Regions from separate parts of the Homo sapiens genome. Here all the other regions are linked to region 3. A link is a contact called in ENCODE Hi-C or POLR2A ChIA-PET data. All regions are on one chromosome and are shown on one strand. Each heading gives the region's core, a stretch centred on a gene start or an enhancer-like site at or near the end of the contact. The rest is flanking DNA. Distances are from core to core; before and after follow the strand shown. Region 1 has its middle 17 kb from the start of ARFGEF2. Region 2 overlaps SULF2 (sulfatase 2). Region 3 holds the start of LINC00494 (long intergenic non-protein coding RNA 494).

What was found. Hi-C counts contacts between places; a loop is a spot of excess contacts on that map. ChIA-PET counts read pairs that join two places held with the same protein, here RNA polymerase II (POLR2A). Pooled maps may share reads with other maps.
Region 1: a loop to region 3 is called in a pooled map, with 2.0 times the contacts of the local background. The contact joins the enhancer-like site here to the promoter of LINC00494 in region 3. A Hi-C loop is called at or near these places in 1 of 37 single-sample maps with no recorded cell type and 1 of 50 pooled maps. POLR2A ChIA-PET finds 5 or more read pairs at or near these places in 2 of 52 experiments (HepG2 and MCF 10A).
Region 2: a map of B cell shows a loop between it and region 3 (19-fold over the local background). The contact joins the enhancer-like site here to the promoter of LINC00494 in region 3. A Hi-C loop is called at or near these places in 2 of 168 maps with a recorded cell type or tissue (B cell and OCI-LY7), 5 of 37 single-sample maps with no recorded cell type and 7 of 50 pooled maps.

The regions. Positions count from the first base shown.
Region 1 is chr20:48,903,132-48,907,048 of GRCh38, forward strand. No RefSeq gene overlaps it. Among named protein-coding and RNA genes, the nearest start is that of ARFGEF2, 17 kb to the right of the region's middle. Within about 2 kb of position 1,615, at least 2 of the 41 ENCODE cell types and tissues checked have a DNase peak (open chromatin) inside an H3K27ac peak, as active enhancers do.
Region 2 is chr20:47,725,272-47,729,094 of GRCh38, forward strand. All of the region lies in intron 3 of SULF2 (sulfatase 2), which reads right to left. Among named protein-coding and RNA genes, the nearest start is that of SULF2, 58 kb to the right of the region's middle. Within about 2 kb of position 2,365, at least 15 of the 41 ENCODE cell types and tissues checked have a DNase peak (open chromatin) inside an H3K27ac peak, as active enhancers do; they include B cell and OCI-LY7, where a contact is called at or near this core.
Region 3 is chr20:48,357,826-48,361,359 of GRCh38, forward strand. It overlaps LINC00494 (long intergenic non-protein coding RNA 494), which reads left to right and starts at 2,086. Exons shown (of 5, transcript NR_026958.1): 1 at 2,086-2,325.

The sequences.
Region 1 (3,917 bases), core at 365-2,864, 540 kb after region 3:
ATGTGTAAAAGGGATTGTTTTGCCCAAAGGAGGTTTTCAGGCTCTGAAAAGAATAAAATCCCAGGATAACTGCTTTAATGGAGGCACAAGCAACAAGAGAACCCCAAGACAGAAATTAGTTCTGATTGGCTGGGAACGGTGGCTCACACCTATAATCCCAGCACGTTGGGAAGCCGAGGCGGGCGGATCACATGAGGTCAGGAGTTCAAGACCAGCCTGGCCAACATAACGAGACCCCATGTCTACTAAAAATACAAAAATCAGCCAGGCGTGGTGGAGCACACCTGTAGTCCCAGCTACTCAGGAGGCTGAGGCAGGAGACTTGCTTGAACCTGGGAGGCAGAGGTTGCAGTGAGCCGAGATCACGCCACTGCACTCCAGCCTGGGCGACAGAGTGAGACTCAGTCTCAAAAAAAAAGAAGAAAGAAATTAGTTCTGATCATGGGAAAACCAGGTGAGTAGCAATGATCTCAGCAGGCTGAGATGAATTCTATGCAGCCACAAGTCTGGGAGATAATGTTTACCAGACCAGAGAGAATCTGTAATTCCTACGGCCTTGGTACCTTCAGGAATAGAGAGATTCTATTGCCAAATAATGACTTCCAGGTGGTGCATTAATGACAACAGTGGGTAGTTTTGGTCCCCTCTGCCGCTGGGCCCAGGGGACTCTGGGAACCATCACCCTTGGTGGGATCTGGCTTGGGAGTTGGCCCTAAATCGCCTGCCATGGGAGCGGGTTTAGAGGGGAAGCAGTGGCCCCCCAGGAGGTCAGGGGTCCTAGAGTCATCTAGAAGAACAACAGAAAGAAATACCTAGGGCAGGTCAGGCGCGGTGGCTCACGCCGGTAATGCTAGCACTTTGGGAGGCCAAGGTGGGCAGACCAGCTGAGGTCAGGTGTTTGACACCAGCCTGGCCGACATGGCGAAACCCCGTCTCTACTAAAAATACCAAAAAAAATTAGTTGGGCATGGTGGTGGGCGCCTGTAATCCCAGCTACTGGGGAGGCTAAGGCAGGAGAATTGCTTGAACCCGAGAGGTGGAGGCTGCAGTGAGTCATGATCGTGCCTCTGCACTCCAGCCTGGGCGACAGAGCAAGAATCTATCTCAAAAAAAAAAAAAAAAAGGGCCAGGCACAGTGGTTCATGCCTGTAATCCCAGCACATGGGGAGGCCAAAGTGGGAGGATCACGAGGTCAGGAGCTCAAGACCATCCTGGCTAACACGGTGAAACCTCATCTCCACTAAAAATACAAAAAATTAGCTGGGTGTGGTGGCACGTTCCTTTAGTCCCAGCTATTCGGGAGGCTGAGGCAGGAGAATCACCTGAACCCGGGAGGCGGAGGTTGCAGTGAGCCGAGAAGGCGCCACTGCCACTGCACTCCAGCCTGGGCGACAGAGCAAGAAAGAAAGAGAGAGAGAGAGAGAGAGAAAGAAAGAAGAGAAAGAAAGAAAAGAAAGAAAGAAAGAGAGAGAGAAAGACCTAGGGCAGCAGACACCAGGCTTTGGTCTGTGAGGCTCTGATACCCCGCCCCCCACAAGCTGCTGAATGTCCTTGGAGAATGAGAGGCGAGGGGATGGGAGGCAATGGGGCTGAAATCACTTCTAGGAAGGAACTACCCTCTGTGCTTTCCCATCAGGCAACTGAAGGAGCAAGTTCCCGGGGCTGGAAGCACAGCAATGAGAGGGAAGCACAGAGGTCACGGGTGACAGTGGGGAAAACGAGGCAGCAGTGGAAATGTATCAGAAGCAAAATGTGCTGGGTTTTGCCTAAGGCTAGCAATGCAAAACAAATCAGGAAAGTCCCCTGGACTTCGTGAGGTGGGCTCAGGCACACATGGAAAATTGTGGTGAGGGAGGAGATTTTTTCCTAATTAGCACTGAGGGATCCAATAAGCCAAACCTTTTTCACACATGACATAGCTATCAGATTTTATCCCGGTGCCAGGGAAGCTCACGAGAATGATTCTGAGACAAGATGATGAAGCCAAAATCTTTCCCCCGGCTTTTTTTTTTTTTTTTTTTTTTTCTAAAGTGTAAAACAGGACCAGGTGGTGAGTCTAGTTGAACTGCTCGAGCATTGGTGCTCTCTGGTGGCCAATATAGAAATTGCATTGGCAGCGGTGCAAAAGTTTTCCTTTTTATGAAAAAAGTCAGATAATCTAAGAGGTGTTGCAGAAGCTAGCATTGCTTAAGAGGGATGTTTATTGGAAGGTGTAATCTTGGAGTTAGAATCTTTAACATGCTTCTTCTGAAACCAGCTTTTCCTCGTTCTCTGTCTTGGTAAATGGCCTGACCACCCATTGTTCCCCAAGTAAGAAACGTGGGGGTCACACTAGACACCTACTCTCCCTCATCTTCACACTCAGGCAGTCCCTGAGGCTTGTGCCCTTAACTGTCTAAATTTGCCTTTTTCTTCTTCTTTTTTTTTTTTTTTTCCTGAGACGGAATCTCATTCTGTCACCTGGGTTGGAGTACAATGGTGTGATCTCGGCTCACTGCAACCTCCACCTCCCGGGTCAAGCGATTCTCCTGCCTCAGCCTCTGGAGTAGCTGGGATTACAGGCATATGCCACCACGCCCAGCTAATTTTTGTATTTTTAGTAGAGACAGAGTTTCACCATGTTGGCCAGGCTGGTCTCCAACTCCTGGCCTCAGGCGATCTGCCCACCTCAGCCTCCCAAAGTGCTGGGATTATAAGCGTGAGCCACCATGCCTGGCCTTTTTTCTTTATTTCTTTTTTCTTTTCTTTTCTTTTTTTTTTTTTAAAGTTTGGGTCTGCTCTGTCACCCAAGCTGGAGTGCAGTGGGTGACAGAGCTCTCTGAGACCTCAAATTCCTGGGCTCAAGCAACAGTCCCACCTCCGTCTCCAAAACCACTGGGATTACAGGTGCAAACCACTGGGATTACAGGTGCGAGTCACTGGGATTACAGGTGCGAGCCACTGGGATTACAGGTGCGAGTCACTGGGATTACAGGTGCGAGTCACTGGGCCCTGCCTACCTAGCATCGCTTCTGTCATATTCTGTTAGCAACACTCTCCAAAGCCCAACCAGTTTCAAGGGGAGGGGATGTAGACCTCACCTTTCAATGAGAAGAGTGTCAACGAATTTGTGGACTTTATTTCAAAACAGCCACAACAACTAATTCCTGATAAAAACTGAAAATATGACATAATAAGGCTTTAACCACCCCCACGTTTGTTTATGTGTTTATGATCTGTTTCCCACGCTACAAATTAAGCTTGATGAGGGTAAAGACTTGGGCATTTTGCCCACTGCAGTGTCCCTGAGGCCAAGGACAGGGCTGAAGAATTACACGGTGATTAGATCAGAGGAAATATCACCGTCTCCCCTCCTCCTGTCTATTTTAGGCCAAAGCATCCTTCAACATCCAGCTCACAGCTCTTCTCCGTGGTCTTCTAAACTCCAGTTTTTCTTTGCCTATTCACCTGAGGGTCACTTTGTGCTATACTAAGTTGTCACGTCTTAAATTACAGCATCCAGTATTACCAGTTCAGCTGCTGGAGCCTGACACCCTGGACCCAAATCCCAGCTCTCATGTGAACCAGCCATGTAACCTTGGACAAGAAACCTCAGTTTTCTCTTCTGTTAAATGGGGGAAATATTGGGGATTTTGTAAGGATTCAATGAGCCAATTTAAGTAAAGCACTCAGAACAGTCCCTGGCCTATAGGAAGCACCAGAGAAGTAGTGTTAGCCACTATTGCCTCTTGTATCTCTGCATTGTAGGGTTCTTTATCCATCAATTTTTTCTTTCTTTCCTTCTTTCTTTCTTTCTTTCTTTCTTTTCTTTCTTTTTCTTTCTCTTTCTTTCCTTCTTCCTTCTTTCTCTCCTTCCTTCCTCTTTCTTTCTTTTTCTTTCCTTCTTCCTTCTTTCTCTCTCCTTCCTTACTTCCTTT
Region 2 (3,823 bases), core at 1,115-3,614, 630 kb before region 3:
ATTCCTGGGAATATGCAAAAACCCTCCAGTATTTACATATAAAATAGACGTAGGTTCAAGACTCAGATGACAATAAACATAAAATAATCTACCCATATGAGTGATGTGGTAGGAAACTCAGAAGCTATGTGGAATACAATGCAATGTGGGGGCCACGTGGACTCTGCTGTGCAGAGCAGGACATCAAAGTCCTTCTTAGTCTCCGCCCCCAGGAAGCCAGCAAAGTCAAATCCTTCACCATCACCGGCAATGCAGTCACAGAGTTTAACCCCTAGGGGGCGGTGTGCTCCCTTGAGAACCACCAGCTTAGAAAGAAGTTTGCAAGCCGGTGGCCTGCAGACCAATCCATCCCTCAGGTGTGTTTGCTGTGGGCCTGCCCGGTGTTTTCAGTTGCTCATTCTTAAAAAGTAGAGTGAACAGTCCACAGTTGAAATCTGGGCACCCCCTCCCCACCCAGCCTGCCTCTCTGCTTTGGGCTACCTGCCAGCCCTCTATGCATTTGGAGCCCCCAGGCTAGAACGGGTTCACACAGGGATGACAGAGGAAGCCCCGCTCCCGGCCTCGGTGTAGGAACTCGGTTTCCCTTCATTTGCTCAAATCCCCTGCGACACGGATGGATTCCCAAAGGACTCGCTGTGTGGGCTGGCACAACCTGCTGGCCCCGGGATGGATGGTGTCTGCTGCTCGGAGAACAGGAACCTGTCCTGAGACCCTGACCCGAGACCCAGGAAGGTTTGGGAAGACAGATCAAGGTACTGGGAGCATAAGGGGAAGTGAGTGCAGGGATGAGGAGGAGGAGATTGGATTACAGATGAGGAATCACGGAAAGCACTCACCTAAAGTTCGACAGCCACCACCCCCTGCGTTTTTATTGCCCCTTCTCAGTGCTGTGTGTCACTCCCCACTCCCAAAAGATTTTGTTTGATTAGGCTTTATTCTTCTTTCTTTTTTAGAGACAAGGTCTCACTCTGTTGCCCAGGCCGAAGTACAGTGGTGTGATCATGGCTTACTGCAGCCTCAAACTCCTAGGCTCAAGTGATCCTCCTGCCTCAGCCTCCCAAGTAGCTGGGACTACAAGCATGGACTACCATGTCCAGCTAATTTTTTTTTTTTCAAATTTTTTGTAAAGATACAGGTCTTACTATGTTGCCCAGGCTGGTCTCAAACTCCTGGCCTCAAGAGATCCTCCTGCCTCGACCTTTCCAAGTGCCGGGATTACAGGCCCAGCCATAGGCTCTATTCTCCTGCTGTCCAAGAGTCCTTTCTGTGCCAATGGAAACATTCTCTATGTGCATTATCCAGTACAGAACCCATGTGCGCCTACTGAATACCTGAACCATGGCTAGTGCACCTGAGAAACTGAAATGCTAATTGTAATTAACGTAAAGTTAAATAGCTCCCTGTGGCTAGTGGCAACGGTACTGGGCCATTTGGCTCCAGCCTAACTCATTCCAGAATGTTCAGGGAGTCACAGCTAGCACCTAGGAGAGGACTACAAAAGGTCTCATGCACTCTGAAACCCCCGGAAGCCTCTTGAGGCCCAGGAGACAGGGTGTGCCTGTCTGTCACCACAGTCACCCTTCCCTCACTTTTGACCCTGCAGCTGTTTCAACGCCCACTGCAGGTGGAGATTCCTTGAGAGAAACCATGGTTGGGAAGGGAAGGCTACGCATGGAGCTGATCTTCAGGGCGGCCACACTGCTCCCCACCCAGGACCACAGCTGGGGCAGTGAAGAGGGGAAGAGCGGCAGGTTTGCTCAGTTTGACATCGGCTCTGCAGCCTTTATGGGGGGGGGCGGGGTTTAATGTGTGAAAGAAACCAGCCGTCACGAGATGAATGTGTTCCCCAAAATATATGCTCAAGTCCTTGCCCAGGTACCTGTGAGGGTGACCGTGTTTGTAACATGGTGTTGTAAGATGAAGTTACGCTGGATCAGAGCGGGCTCTAGTCCAATCACTGGTGTCCTGACAGAAGAGGGAAATTTGGACACTGATTCAGAGAGGAGCAGGCCACGGGAAGAGAGGGACCCACAGGGAGGAGGCCGCATGAAGATGAAGGCAGAGGCTGGAGTGATGTGGCCACAAGCCAAGGGGTGCCAAGATTCCCAGCAACCCCCAGGAACTCAAGGGCAAAGGACCCTCCCCTGAAGCCTGCAGGGAAAGCGTGGCCCTGATGATGCTTGATTTTGGGGTTCTGGCTCCCGGAACTGTGAAAATCGCCTTTTGTTCTAAGCCACCCAGTCTGTGGTCCACTAGGGAAGTGGATACACCTGCTAAGGGGGTGGGACAGAGAGGGTGTCGCCTGGAAACAATCGGAAACCCTGCCCCATCGGCCTCACATCAGCTTCCTCTTTCCCCGTGGCCACTTCCTCTTACGGCGCAGGGAACCTCTCCTCCTGGGTTTGTGGGCACAGGTCACGTATCACTCAGGGTGGCGTCTTATCACAGGCACTGGGTGACTAGTGCTTAGATGTCACAACACTGCTGCACAGATGGAGAGACTGACGCCCAGAGGGGATGAGGTCTCAGCTCAAGGTCACAAGGGCGCTTAAGGCGGAGTCTAATTCTTTAGACTCTTGCTCAAAACAAGTGCTTCACTTATTTTGAAATCTGAGGTCTTAGAGAAAGGAAGTGACTATCAAATTAGAGGAAGAAATTTCGCTTGAAGATGTGCACGGAGGCGGCAAATCCGTGCCTCTCGAGGACACGCTGGGTCAGCCTGGGTCCCAGGAGGGGCTGTGCAATTCCCGTGGATACTCGGATCCCCACAGTGGGGAAGGCTGGGTGTTCGCTGCAGAGAGACAGGAAGGCTACCTGCTGTGAGCAGTGGATACACTCCACGGGGTGAATGGAGAGGCTCTGCTGTCCCCCCACAGGCCGGAGAGGGGGAGGGAAGATGGGCAGATGAGAGGCAGCTGGACCGAGGGAAGAAGGGAGCTGTGTGTGTGCGTGCGTGCGTGCACACTTGTGTGCACTCAAGGAGAGAGGAAGAGAGCAGGGAGCAAACCCAGGAGAAGAGCCAAGCAAAGAGAAGGCTGCCATTGTGAAGGCAGGGACAGCTGCACCAGGGGCCCAGGGACGGCATCCCGGGAATAATTTCAGTCTTCTCTTCCCTGTGTGTGCAGAGAGGCTGAGAAGAAAGAGGAGGAAAGGCTGAGATGGTGGGAGTGGGGGTGGAGAGGAGAGAAACGGGAGAGGAGAAAGGAGTGTGGAAGAGATGGGGGTGGGCTGCTGGCGGGGACAGAATGTGGAGACTTAGTCACCAGTCATCCTGGGAAGGTCTCCTGAGCACCTACGATGGGGTGGGCACTCTCTAGGCCTGGCAACCCGCGAGGGCACAGAACAGAGGCCGCTGCTTCCAGGGAGCTGGCATTTTATTTATTTATTTTTGAGATAGAGTCTCATTCTGTCACCCAAGCGACAGAGTGTAGTGGTGTGATCTCGGCTCACTGCAACCTCCACCTCCCTGGTTCCAGTGGTTCTCCTGCCTCAGCCTCCCGAGTAGCTGAGATTACAGGCTTGCGCCACCACATCCAGCTAATTTTTGTATTTTTAGTAGAGATGGGGTTTCACCATGTTGGCTAGGCTAGTCTCAAACTCCTGACCTCAAGTGATCCACCCGCCTCAGCCTCCCAAAGTGTTAGAATTACTGGCGTGAGCCACCACGCCCAGCCTGAGAGCTGGCATTTTAGAAACGAGACAATCAATGAGACAAATGGGCAGAATACACAGTCAGTGGTGTTCAGTGGTGATGGGGGCACTGGTGGGAAAAAACTGGGATGAACAGGAGGCATGGGGTAGTCAAGGAAGGCTTCTTTGAGGA
Region 3 (3,534 bases), core at 836-3,335:
AGATTAGTCATATTCGGACGTTGAGAGGTGGAGGGAACACTGGAAATGGCTCTGCCGCTCATGTGCTGTGTGTCCTTGGGCAAGTGATTTGGCCTCTCTGAAAACCAGTTTCCTCCCCTGTGAATGGCAGAAGTTGGGTCAGGTGATTTCTTAGGGCCTTGCCTGCTCTAAGCATTTCATGGTCTCAACATTCTCATAAACAGGACTTAGCTTAGGTCAGTGGTCTCCATGTTGGCTGCACATTTGAGTCACCTGAGGGACATTATCGACTCTGGTGCTTCTGTGTTCTACCCAGATGATCTGATCTGATAGATTTGGGGTCCAGCTTGGCCATCAGGAATCTTTAAACCTTCCCAGATGTCACTAACATATAACCAGGATTGAAAGCCACTGGGCTACGCCTGATTTTATAGAAGAGGAAACTGGGCTCACATCTCTGGTCAGCAGGTCAGCCACCAGCAGAATCCAGTGACTCCCGCTTGCAGGTGTGGGACCTCACAGCCACCCTCTGCAGTGCAGCGCATCTCTAGGACCTGGGGAACATTGCACCTTTCCATTCTTCAATAAACTTCTCCTCCATCTCTTTCCCTCTCTGCCCCGCCCCTCGCTCCAATGAGCTAAATCTCTCTCAAGTAGCTCCTGCCTCTGTCCTGTGAACGTGCCTGCCAGGAGGAGTCGCCATGCCTGGTTACCTCCTTGAACTAGGGAGGAAGGAGGGAAATATGGGCTTAGACACGTGGAACTCAGGGTCTCCCATGTCACTCTGACTACCACCCAAAGCACCTTGCTCTGGGTTTGTCACAGGACAAGGGGAAGCTGCTGTGATGTCACTGAGGGTAATGAGAAAGTTGAAGAAGAAAGAGGAGAGAAATAGCACATCTGTAATTAGACATTCTTCCTGGTTGCTTCTTTGCATGTTGAAAATGGCTTGCTACAATCCAGTCATGTTTAGCCCCTTGGGGTCCCTGGTGCAGTGAGTCCAGGACCAGGACTGGGGGCTTTACTCACAGCTGCCTTCCCAAGTCCTGTTGACCTTTGAGCATCTCCTGCCCCAGGGCCCAAGAGAGCGCTGCAGCAGCCACACACAACATGAGATGCTTCTCTGGGTGTGCCTGGCTTCACCCTTCTGTGCTTCTGATGGCAGAAGATAGAAAGTGTCTCTTCCTTCCTTGCAAGCATTTCCATCTCGGAAGACTCTCTGGGGAAAGAACACGAAGGGGGAGAGGCTTCCTAAGTCCCTTCACTGGGGGCTTATCCGTGACCGACGTTCCTGGGGAGACATACATTTCATCAGTCACTTTCCATCTCACTCCACTCTCCCTCCTCCTCTCTGCAAGCTTACACTGCAGCCCGATGGAATTACACACAGTGCCCTGCATATGCCAAGGTTCTTCCACCTCTAGTCATGCTGCTTCCTGTCCTGACACCCCCTTCCCAACTCGATCCTGCTGAGCAGCCTGGGATCTGTGTACGGGACGCCCCTCAGAGTCACCCAGACACAGGGGAAGCTGGGGTGTTTATTCCCCGCCCCTCAGTCACAGGTGCAGGCCTGCTCCTGGGGCACTCACCCCAGCATCTCCAACGCTAAGGCAGCTCAGAGAGCCACTTTCCTGTCCAAGGAACCCTTAGAGACCATTCCCAGGAGGAGCGAATGTCCACCTGTGTGGCGTCCTCCTGGGGCGCTCCTTCTAGGGGGGACCCCAGTCCCTCCTGCCCTTCCACCCAGAATCCTCCTGTCTCCTGGGTGAAAACTGGAGCCCAGATTCTAGCTCTGCTGTGTCTCTCAGACTCTGGTGAGTGTCAGAATGTTTTGGAGGCCTTGTTAAAACTCCGATGGCCAGGCCCACCCTGAGGTTCTGATTCAGGAGGTCTCAGCAGAGCCCAGAGCTGGCTTTCCCAGCAGGGCCCCGGGGTGCTGATGCTGCTGCCCCTAGGACCACCCCTGAGAGCCCTGGCTCTCCACCAGAGCCTGCTCACCTGGAGACAGTGACCACAGGCCACAGGTCACCCCTCACTGCTTCACTCCACGCCCTCTCCTGTGACCTCATCTCCTCCCACCTCCCCCTGGGTCACGTGGCTCCAGCCACACCCACCTCCCTGCTGTTCCTCACCCAGGATCACCAAGGTCTCTCCTACCCCGGGGCCTGTGCACCTGCTGTGCCTCTGCTTGGGGTGCTCTTCCCAGGGCTTGCCCACCTCCTCAGAGAGGCCTCCTGACCCCTGACACGGCCTTGCCCTTCACCTCTATCGTCCTTTAGAACAGCCCCCACCTCCCGCACATCATGCAGTTGCAGGTTCAATGGCTACTGCTTGTCCTCCAGACTCGTGAGTAACTCGTGAGGTGGGGCGGGGCGGGGGCGGGGGCGGGGGCGGGAGGGGTGGGGGTGTTTTGTTCCCTGCTCTGTCCCGGCACTCAGAGCAGTGCCTGGCAGGGGTGGGTACTCAGTACACACCTGTTAGCAAGTGACTCCGATGCAGGGACCGTTCTCTCTAATCTCCAAGTCCACCTTTCTTATACTAAGGATTTTCAGTGTTTTTTCATGCACCATCCAATCTTTTTTGACTCTTAGATCATATGCCTCAGAGCCCATCTGGGTACAAAAACACCCGTTTTCAAAAAAGGAACCAGAAAGTGGTTTCATCTCGCTTTAGGATGTGAATGAAAGCCTCTCCTTCCGTCTCCCGAGAAGGGACTTTCAGAAGCTGCAGGTGCCCAGGTCCAGGCCCCACGCTGTGGCCCCGCAGGGACTGTACTCACTCTTTATTTTTCTCTTTTCCAGCTCTCCACAAGCCAACAGCTCTCTCCTGGCTTTGATTTTCAACCATTTAAGTTGAAAAAAATTCAAAACAAATGAAATGCACTTAAGAGAAAGCCTTGAGGAGTTCAGCAGGCCACCCAAAGTGAAGGGACTCCTTTGGGGGTCTTTGTTGTTATCAATTATTTATTGAGCCCTGATGTGTTCCTGGCGCCACCAAGACCGAAAGGAGACAGGGTCCCTGCCCTGGGGCATCCCAACAAAGAAGGGAGAGTTTGTGAAGCTTAAAAATGTCCCAGATGGTAAAACAGTTACACGTCATACCTCAAGGCTGCTCTATACTTTTATTATAGTTTTATTCTTAAGGCTGTTTATTTATTTTCTGATGTAAAAGGTAATAGAAAGTTTATAAACTATTCCTAGAATATAGACAAAAAATAAAATTCGACTTCGTCCAGCATTTTTAATGCACATGTAAGAACTCTACTTGGTTTATGGCCGGGCGCGGTGGCTCACGCCTGTAATCCCAGCACTTTGGGAGGCTGAGGCGGACGGATCATGAGGTCAGGAGATCGAGACCATCCTGGCTAACATGGTGAAACCCCATCTCTTGCTAAAAATACAAAAAATTAGCCGGGTGTGGTAAGCAGGCGCCTGTAGTCCCAGCTACTCGGGAGGCTGAGGCAGGAGAATGGCGTGAACCCGGGAGACGGAGCTTGCAGTGAGCTGAGATCGCACCACTGCACTCCAGCCTGGGCAACAGAGTGAGACTCCGTCT